Regions from separate parts of the Mus musculus genome. Here region 1 is linked to region 2. A link is a contact called in ENCODE Hi-C or POLR2A ChIA-PET data. All regions are on one chromosome and are shown on one strand. Each heading gives the region's core, a stretch centred on a gene start or an enhancer-like site at or near the end of the contact. The rest is flanking DNA. Distances are from core to core; before and after follow the strand shown. Region 1 overlaps 1700025G04Rik (RIKEN cDNA 1700025G04 gene). Region 2 holds the start of 1700025G04Rik (RIKEN cDNA 1700025G04 gene).

What was found. Hi-C counts contacts between places; a loop is a spot of excess contacts on that map. ChIA-PET counts read pairs that join two places held with the same protein, here RNA polymerase II (POLR2A).
Region 1: a loop to region 2 is called in a map of left cerebral cortex, with 4 times the contacts of the local background. The contact joins the enhancer-like site here to the promoter of 1700025G04Rik in region 2. A Hi-C loop is called at or near these places in 3 of 37 maps with a recorded cell type or tissue (gastrocnemius and left cerebral cortex). POLR2A ChIA-PET finds 5 or more read pairs at or near these places in 1 of 5 experiments (Patski).

The regions. Positions count from the first base shown.
Region 1 is chr1:151,946,237-151,950,241 of GRCm38, reverse strand. The region is part of intron 3 of 1700025G04Rik (RIKEN cDNA 1700025G04 gene); the gene reads left to right. Among named protein-coding and RNA genes, the nearest start is that of 1700025G04Rik, 140 kb to the left of the region's middle. Within about 2 kb of position 2,006, at least 2 of the 3 ENCODE cell types and tissues checked have a DNase peak (open chromatin) inside an H3K27ac peak, as active enhancers do; they include left cerebral cortex, where a contact is called at or near this core.
Region 2 is chr1:152,088,127-152,091,845 of GRCm38, reverse strand. 1700025G04Rik (RIKEN cDNA 1700025G04 gene) reads left to right here and starts at 1,526. Exons shown (of 6, transcript NM_197990.3): 1 at 1,526-1,914.

The DNA of each region.
Region 1 (4,005 bases), core at 757-3,256, 140 kb after region 2:
GACACGCACAGTACTTAACAGCTAGCTGTGTTCAGCATGATGTGCCGTGCTCACTGCTCACGTCTGGCTGTGGCCAGGTATCCTCGGATTTTCATGTCTGTATCACTCCCTCCTCTCAGGCTCTGGTCATGATTGTTGATGTGAGTTTGATTATTGTATAAGAGTCCACATAAGTTGTTTAATGATATCCAGATCTATCTGCATTATCCCACACATCAGTCTTCTTTGTAAGGGGCTGAGTAATATTCCATGATATTCAGGTGTCACACTGTACGTTGATGGAAACTGTGATGCTATTCATTGTTGCAAATGCAATCAATGAACAAGGCGTGCAGATGTCCCTTTGACAAACTGGTGTCAAATCCTTAGGGAAATGCCCAAAAGAAGGTTCCTGGATTGTACAGTAATTCTATTCTTTCATTCATTTACTGTGAGTTCTTAACGTCAGAGGACAACTTACAGAAGTCCTCCTCTTTCCACCATGGGGGTCTTGGGGTTAGAACTCAGGTCATAAGGCTTATTAACAGCAAGGACCTTCGGCCACTGAGCCCTTTTGCTGACCCACCCAGTAATTCTGGTTTTAGTTTTCTAAGGGAATTCCTGAAGATTTCCTGCAGTAGCTTTGCTGACTCACCGAGGAGATTGTTGTCCTTGTTTGCATGATTGATTGCTTTTGTGGTGTGGGAAAATTTGCAGGCAGGTAAGAAAGGGACTAACAGCCACATAGTTCTAGAATATTCCTGGCTGGTGTTTCAACCCCACCTTGCCGCGCCCCCTCCCCCCAGCGATCGCTTGTCATTTTAGTGGAAAATATCATGTGGTACTAAAATGATTAACTACTGCATTTGTTTTTAAGTCCATAAGTGTCACTAAATTGGATACATGTATACATTGTTTCTATCTAACCACAATACCTAGTTATCTGCAGAAGGTGCCTTCAGAATTATGACTAAAGGTCAGAAAGTAGTGGCTGGCTAAGGGTGTTACAGTGACTTCCCTCGAGGGCCCTAGAAGTACCAAATATTACCTTCTAAAAACAATAGTAAAATGTGGTGCTAGACGGGGTTGCAAGGGTTTGTATTGCTTGCTTTTAAAAATATTCTGAAAGGACAGCAAATGAATTTGCTTTAATTTTGTAACCCGCTCAATTTTTTCCACATTTCTCTTTGCTGCCTTACTTATTTAGCCGGGCAGGGCTGACAGGCAGGAGCCCAGGCTCTCGGGCTGGCCTCCCAGTGAGTGTCGTTTCCTATGGCTGTGGTAGGATGGATTCACTGGTTGGATCTGAAGCATATAGGTAGCGGTTGGTGACGTGGTAGAAGAAAGGTACCATTTGATAACATGTTTTTCGTAAGGGAAAGACGCTATAGAGGACCCTAAAATATACAACCAAGTAACAATGATTAGAACGGGCATGGATTTTAAGTGGAAGTGAGCACAGAAGAGCCCTGAGACGAGCACTCTGATACAGGCTGATACACAAGGGTTTGAGCAACATTGCAAACCAGTGGGGGAAGATTACTGTTTAGTCAGTCACAAACCACCTACCAGTGAATACAAATGAACTGGAAAATTGTCATTTTTTTTTTATCATGTTACTAAAATCTATGTGAAAACAATTGGTAGTTAGCCAATATTGTGATGAGGTAGAAATTTGGATTTAAAAAAACAAAACAAAACAAAACAAACAAAAAAACACAGAACAAACCACAAAGAAATAATCATTGCACTTCACCCTGTCTTAATAAAGATAGTCCTAAGTATGAGAAACAAAATCAACTCGAATTCCCACAAATAAACCAAGATGTCACCTAGCAATGTTTCAGGTTACCCCAAGGGCAGGACCAGGGCTGGAACTGACCTTCCCAGGTTCAAATTCTAGATTCTGGGAGGACTTGAGCCCTGAATCTGCAGCTGCCTCCCTGCCTGGCTTCCTTAATGAAGCTCAGTTGCGTAACTGGGTTCTGCCTCTGGCTAGCTGCTGAAATCTGCTGCTTGGAGGGAGGGTAAGCCCACTGCCTCCTCTGGGCAGGAGTACATTGGCCAGAAAAGGGTTCTGGGCAAATCAGGAGTGGGTGATGGTTATTATGTGTGAATTTCAAATATCATAGGTTGGATAACATACAAACACTTAAAAGGCTGAGAAAAATAACTTGTGACTGACGGTGTGTAGGGGGTTGTTTGTTTCCCCAGGAGCTCAATCAGCCTTCTTCCTGTTTTTGATTCCCAAGTTTACTTTGTATGGGATTTGTGGTGGGTCCTTCTCCTGTTTCCTAAGGATACCTTCTCTAGCTCAGCTCAGCTTCTCCTGGCTCAGCTGTCACCAACTGTCCTCTCAGCTCACTCTGCTAACCAGAGTCACTTTCAACCGCCTGTTTTCACGCTGGTCAGTCTCTCTCTTCTCTGACCCCCCTCAAGCTTCCTTCCTCCTGCACCAACTGTCTTCTCTGACCCAAATGCAGTCCTTCTCCAATCCCATTCCTCTGTCGTCTGGACTCTACTCCAATCCTACTAAATCCCACTCGATCTCTCTCAGCCTCTGCTGGCTTCTTTATATCCTCTTCTGTTCCCAGAATTCCAAGAGGCAACCACCACTGAAAGGCATCTGGTCCTTTAAAGGGCCAGGCACACAAAGTAAACCACACTACACAAGTGTTACACAAAAATGCTACCTCAAAGGAAGAAGAAGGTCTTGACTGTCCTGATATATCTCTCTGAGTGTGGCCTTTAAGTGGGCAGAGGAGATGATGAACAGGTTGCAGGAGAAAATAGGATGTGTGGAAGGAGAGGAGAAAGTCCACCTCAGCAGAGGGATGAGAGACACAGATGAATAAAACAAAGTGATGGTTTTGCTTAGGATGTTGGCAGCACTTTTGTGAGATTGGCTTGTTTGGTTTTTTTTTTTTTTTTTTTTTTTAGTCATACTGTTGATTTTAGCAAAGAGTGAGTCAGATCTTCACATTTATCTGCTTAGAATATGAATAAATACAAGCTTTCTGGATAAAGATATTGCAAGTCAAAGAGGAAACCCTGTTCAGTTGGCCTTCGACCCTTAGATGGCAGTCAAGGAGACCGCCATGGAGATTGAACCATTTGCAGGAGGTTGATAGTGGGGAGACTGGGACTGGCCAGCTTTACCTCAGTGACTAATGAGTAGACTGGAGTAGACTGTCCAGGGATTGAGATGCATCCGCCACTGAACACCATTCGTAGATGTCTAACTTTGGCATGCCTACTTTGCAGAGAGGCAAAACTTGTACAGGTAAATTCTTAATTTTAACAGCATGTAGTGAATGTAATAATAGATTGTTTCTTTACTACAGTGAAAATACTACTTTGGTTGTCAAAAGAGCATCGACCTACCTGGTGTGTGTACCAAAGATAAGTGTCACTCAGATGACCCTCCGTTCCCTTGGCCCCTCCCCAACCCTGCTCTCCCCTTCTGTGGATCTGCGGCTAGGCTTCCTTTACCCAGGTAGCTAGAGGCTGTGCCAGAGGCTGCTCATGTCCACACTAAGGCAGCCAGCCCCTTGGGGTCCATGCCCAGGGAGGTGGGTGTCCGTCTCCACTGCCTGTGCATGGAAGAATGCTCACTAGAGCCTGTGCTTCTGTAGAACGTGGTGTGATGCAGGAATGAGCTCGTGGCCTCATCACAGTTACGGCCTGAAGGAGAATTCCTGAAATAAAAGCTCTGTCTCCAACAGCTGGGTAAAACTTCAGTGTCGGTAGAGATACTGGACCGTTACAATTACGATTACAGTTTACCTTGGACCATCTTTAGCTCTCTCAAGAGCCGTTCCTTGTCGACATCTTGTCAGAGTTAGTGTCCTGGTAAACAGATAAAACCCTTGTAATGTATTAACTTAACAAAACCCCGTTCTCCCACCAGCCACGGGGCTGAGTACTGCTGGATAGCGTCTGAGCTCTATGGCTGAGATTTCTCCTGCTGACAAGCCACCGCTCAATGTTCCTACCAGTGGATTTACTTTTATTTCATTTTATTTC
Region 2 (3,719 bases), core at 277-2,776:
CACGCCTTTAATCCCAGGACTGGGAGGCAGAGGCAGGGGGATTTCTGAGTTTGAGGCCAACCTGGTCTCCAGAGTGAGTTCCAGGACAGCCAGGGTTATACAGAGAAACCCTGTCTCGAAAACAAACAAAACAAAACAAAAACCAACAACAGCAACAAAAAGAATTGAATTTAAAAATGAAGAGGCCAACTTTCCAGACACTTAATGGGTGGGTTTTTAGCTTATTTCATTAAGCCAACTTATGAATTTGCTTTTCAATTAAGTGTCATATTACTGTCACAGCTGTGTCTTTTTCTGTCTTCCAACTTCATCCTGGCTGAATGTGGGAAGTGATTCTGCTGTGTGTGTGTGTAATCGGTGAGGTCTGGGGAGGATCTTTTACCACCATTGTTTCCATGGGTGTCCTCGCTCTGGGGGCCTGGCATTCCTCAGGAGTCTAAGGCAATGAAGGAGCAGTGAAGCGCGCAGAAGAGGCACAAAAGAGCCGCAAAGGCTATCAGTGTAGAAAGATCAATTCAGTGTGCACACGAAAGGCCCAGTATGCCTGGGATGAGGAAAAAAATATGCCTTCCTAAAGTGAAGGAAACTGGTTGCCCTGTGGGGGTCCACAAAGAACTGGCCCTCTGGCCAGGGACGATCTTTTTAGGTCCTTTATCAATCTCTCAGCTGGCGCGGCCTCGCCCCTTCTGTCCACAGAGGCTTGGGAGGGTGGGGAAAGCAGAGCAGGGCATCCGCATCTTTCCTCGGCAGGTTTCAGCTTTTTCTAAGTCGCAGAAGCGTCTTCCTTCTTTCATCTTGCAGGCGCTGCAGCTGGGAGACAAGGTGGAGACGCTCAGAGGTGGGTCTCCCGGCCTTGGCTGCGGCTGGCTCTTCCCGGCGGCCAGGGAGGGGTAGGGCGAGGCTGTGCAGCCTTCCCGAGTTAGCTCCAAGCAGCCACAACCCCTCTGTGCGTCCCAGAGCTGTCGATCTGCCTGACAGACTTCTCCTCTCCCGGTTCCTGCCTCAATCCTAGTGAAGCCTCTGTCGGCACCCACACCATCAACCAAGTGACAGGTCCCTGGAAGGCCAGGCAGGATACAGCCTTCCTATCTGGGTCTGTCCTCCAGTTTGCACGGGTGCGCGCGAAATCACACACACACACACCACACACACCCGCCACACAGACCCACAGTCCGCCCTTCCTGCAGAGCACACACCACACACACACACACACACACACACACACACGCACACACACAACTCGCCCTCCCTGCAGCACGCGTGTGCATGCACACACTAAGCTCGCTCCTCTTTTCCCTACAGCACACACACGCACGCACGCACGCACACACAGGCCGACAGACAGACACAAGCGAGCCCACCCTTCTCCCTCCCCGCAGCCCTGGCTGCCCAGCCCCTCTTCCCCGAGCGCCGCGCCCGGCGGCCTCCGCAGGCCCCGCCCCGGGGGAGGAGAGCGGGCCGCGCGCGGGAGCCGGGCAGGGGAGGGGACGGGCGGCGGGGGAGTGTCTGGCTGCCCCCGCCCCTCGAGTGAGCGCCTGGGCGCGGAGGTCCCCTCCCTCCTCGCTCCGAGTCTGCCAGCTCCCGCTCGCTCCCTGCCCACTCCCGGGGGGCCGTTCCGTGGCGCGGCCGCCGCGGCCACCGCTTCTTTCACACTTTAGTTGCCGCGAGCCGCGCGCCGCGCTCAGTGACTGGAGAGAGCTGGCCGCGCGCCGCCTTCCCGCACGCACGCACGCGGGCCCGGCTCCGGGGTTTTCGGCTTTTACTCCAGGCGGCGGGGAGGAGGGGGAGCCCCGGCCACACTGTAGGGAGGAGGAAGAGGAGGACGTGGAGGAGGGAGGAAGAGAAGAGGCGAGGAGGCCAGGGGCGGGGGGCGGGGGGCTTGCCACCTTCAGCCCCCCCCCGCGAGCGCCCAAGGTAAGCGGGGGCCACCTCCGGCGCGCTGGGCATCCCGGGTGGGCGAGGAGGGAGGCCTGCGGGGTGTCTGCCGAAGGGATGGGAGCCGCGATCCCGGTGCTGCCGGCGCTCTTCTCTGGCTGGGGCTGCCGCTGCGGGGCTGCTGGGGCTGCTCGCTGCAAGGGACCGGAGCCAGGCTGGGGGAGTTGGAGGGGGGCGTCTGCTTGCAGGGTGGAGGGGTTGGGATGCGGTTAGGGCTGCTGACGACTTTCGTCACATCGAGGCCTGGGTGGCTGGTGTGAGACACCCCTCCCTTCCCACCCGCACCCCGCGCCGCCCTCAGCCTTCCTGCTCTTCTCTAGCTTTGCCTGTAGCCACTGTTACTTTGCAAGCAGGAGCTGGGAAGGAAAAAAAAAGACACCCAAATTTAGAATCTTTGGCTAAGTCTCCAAGTCCCTTCCCTCGTTCCCACTGATGGATGCGTTTGTGTGGGGGATATGATCCCCGAGATTTCTGAAGTTTTGACCTTTTTGGGGTGGCTTGTTTTCTGTACATCTGCTTGTCTTCCTGGGTGTATTTATTATTCGTGCCCTTGCGCGGCAGCCGGAGGGTGCTTGGTTGTATTACATGAGCAGATTCCTTTCCACCTCTGCAGGCAGTTCGAGAAGTGCCGCGGCGGCTGGGCTGCCTTTGCTGCTTAATGTCCTTCCCTATCATCCGCCCTGCCCCCTCCCTCCAGAGAGAGATATTTTTTATACCCCTCTGTCATGTGTGTGTGGGAGAAGTCCTTAGGCCGAAGAGCTTTCATCGCCCATTCATTCCTCTTGCGAAGGCTCTGAATGGCTCAGGCATGTTGATAACATTTGGGGGGTGCCTATCTTTGCCTGTGGAGTTGCTTGGCCCAAGATAAAAATATACACACCCAAACACGCAGTAATCTTGAGGGAGCAAGCACAGTTTGAGAGGGAAGTGATTTGTTTCCAGTCGGAAGCTGACAACCTAGGAGATACCTTCATCGCCTGTGAGTTCGGAAGAGTGTTTTAAAATAGAGCTTATGCTCTGTGTGGCTGGAAGACAGCCATAAGTTCAGTTGCTCTGCAGCTCTGAAAGTGATACACCCTGACCAACCAGAACCTCAGTGAAGCTCCTCTGTGAAGCTCCTCTGACTCAGACATTGGGAGGGGGCCGCTTGGCCACAGATCCCCTGAACTTTTTTTTTTTTTTAATTTCTCTTTTAGACGTGTGAGGAGCTGACAAGCTCATTACACAAACGGTTATAAGAAACACCTTCCAATTCAAGGCGATGCTGTTCACATTCTACCTAATGAGAATAACCTTTGAGTTTGGTGGAACTGGGATGTACCAGGAGGAAGCAAACATGGGTGGGCCTGGACTACTTCAGTTCCGATGGGGGGGGGGGAAGGAAGATTAGGTGATATTTAAGAAGGGTCTGTTAAGTCCAAGATGCAGAGTTTGGGGGTTTCTACACCCCCACCCCCACCTTTGTACTTATGGAGCAGAGTTATATGGTTAACTGAGTATGTGCAGTGTTTTTAGCAATCCAATTGATGGGATTTGGAAATTCATCTGGACTCCATCATCTGTTTTTGTCCCCCTACTTAACAAGTAGGAAGGGTCCCTGGGATGGAACAGCCCGGCACATTTAAAGCCATTAAATGCTGGCACTAGTACTTCCGAGATCAGGCGCTCAGCGTTCTAGTGGGTGGTACTGTGCGAGCTAGGTTTCAAGCACAGAAACACAAGTGCTCTGGACCCCTTAGATGGGAGGATGTCTCAAGAGGGCTGAGGTGCCTCTGGCCTTTAGC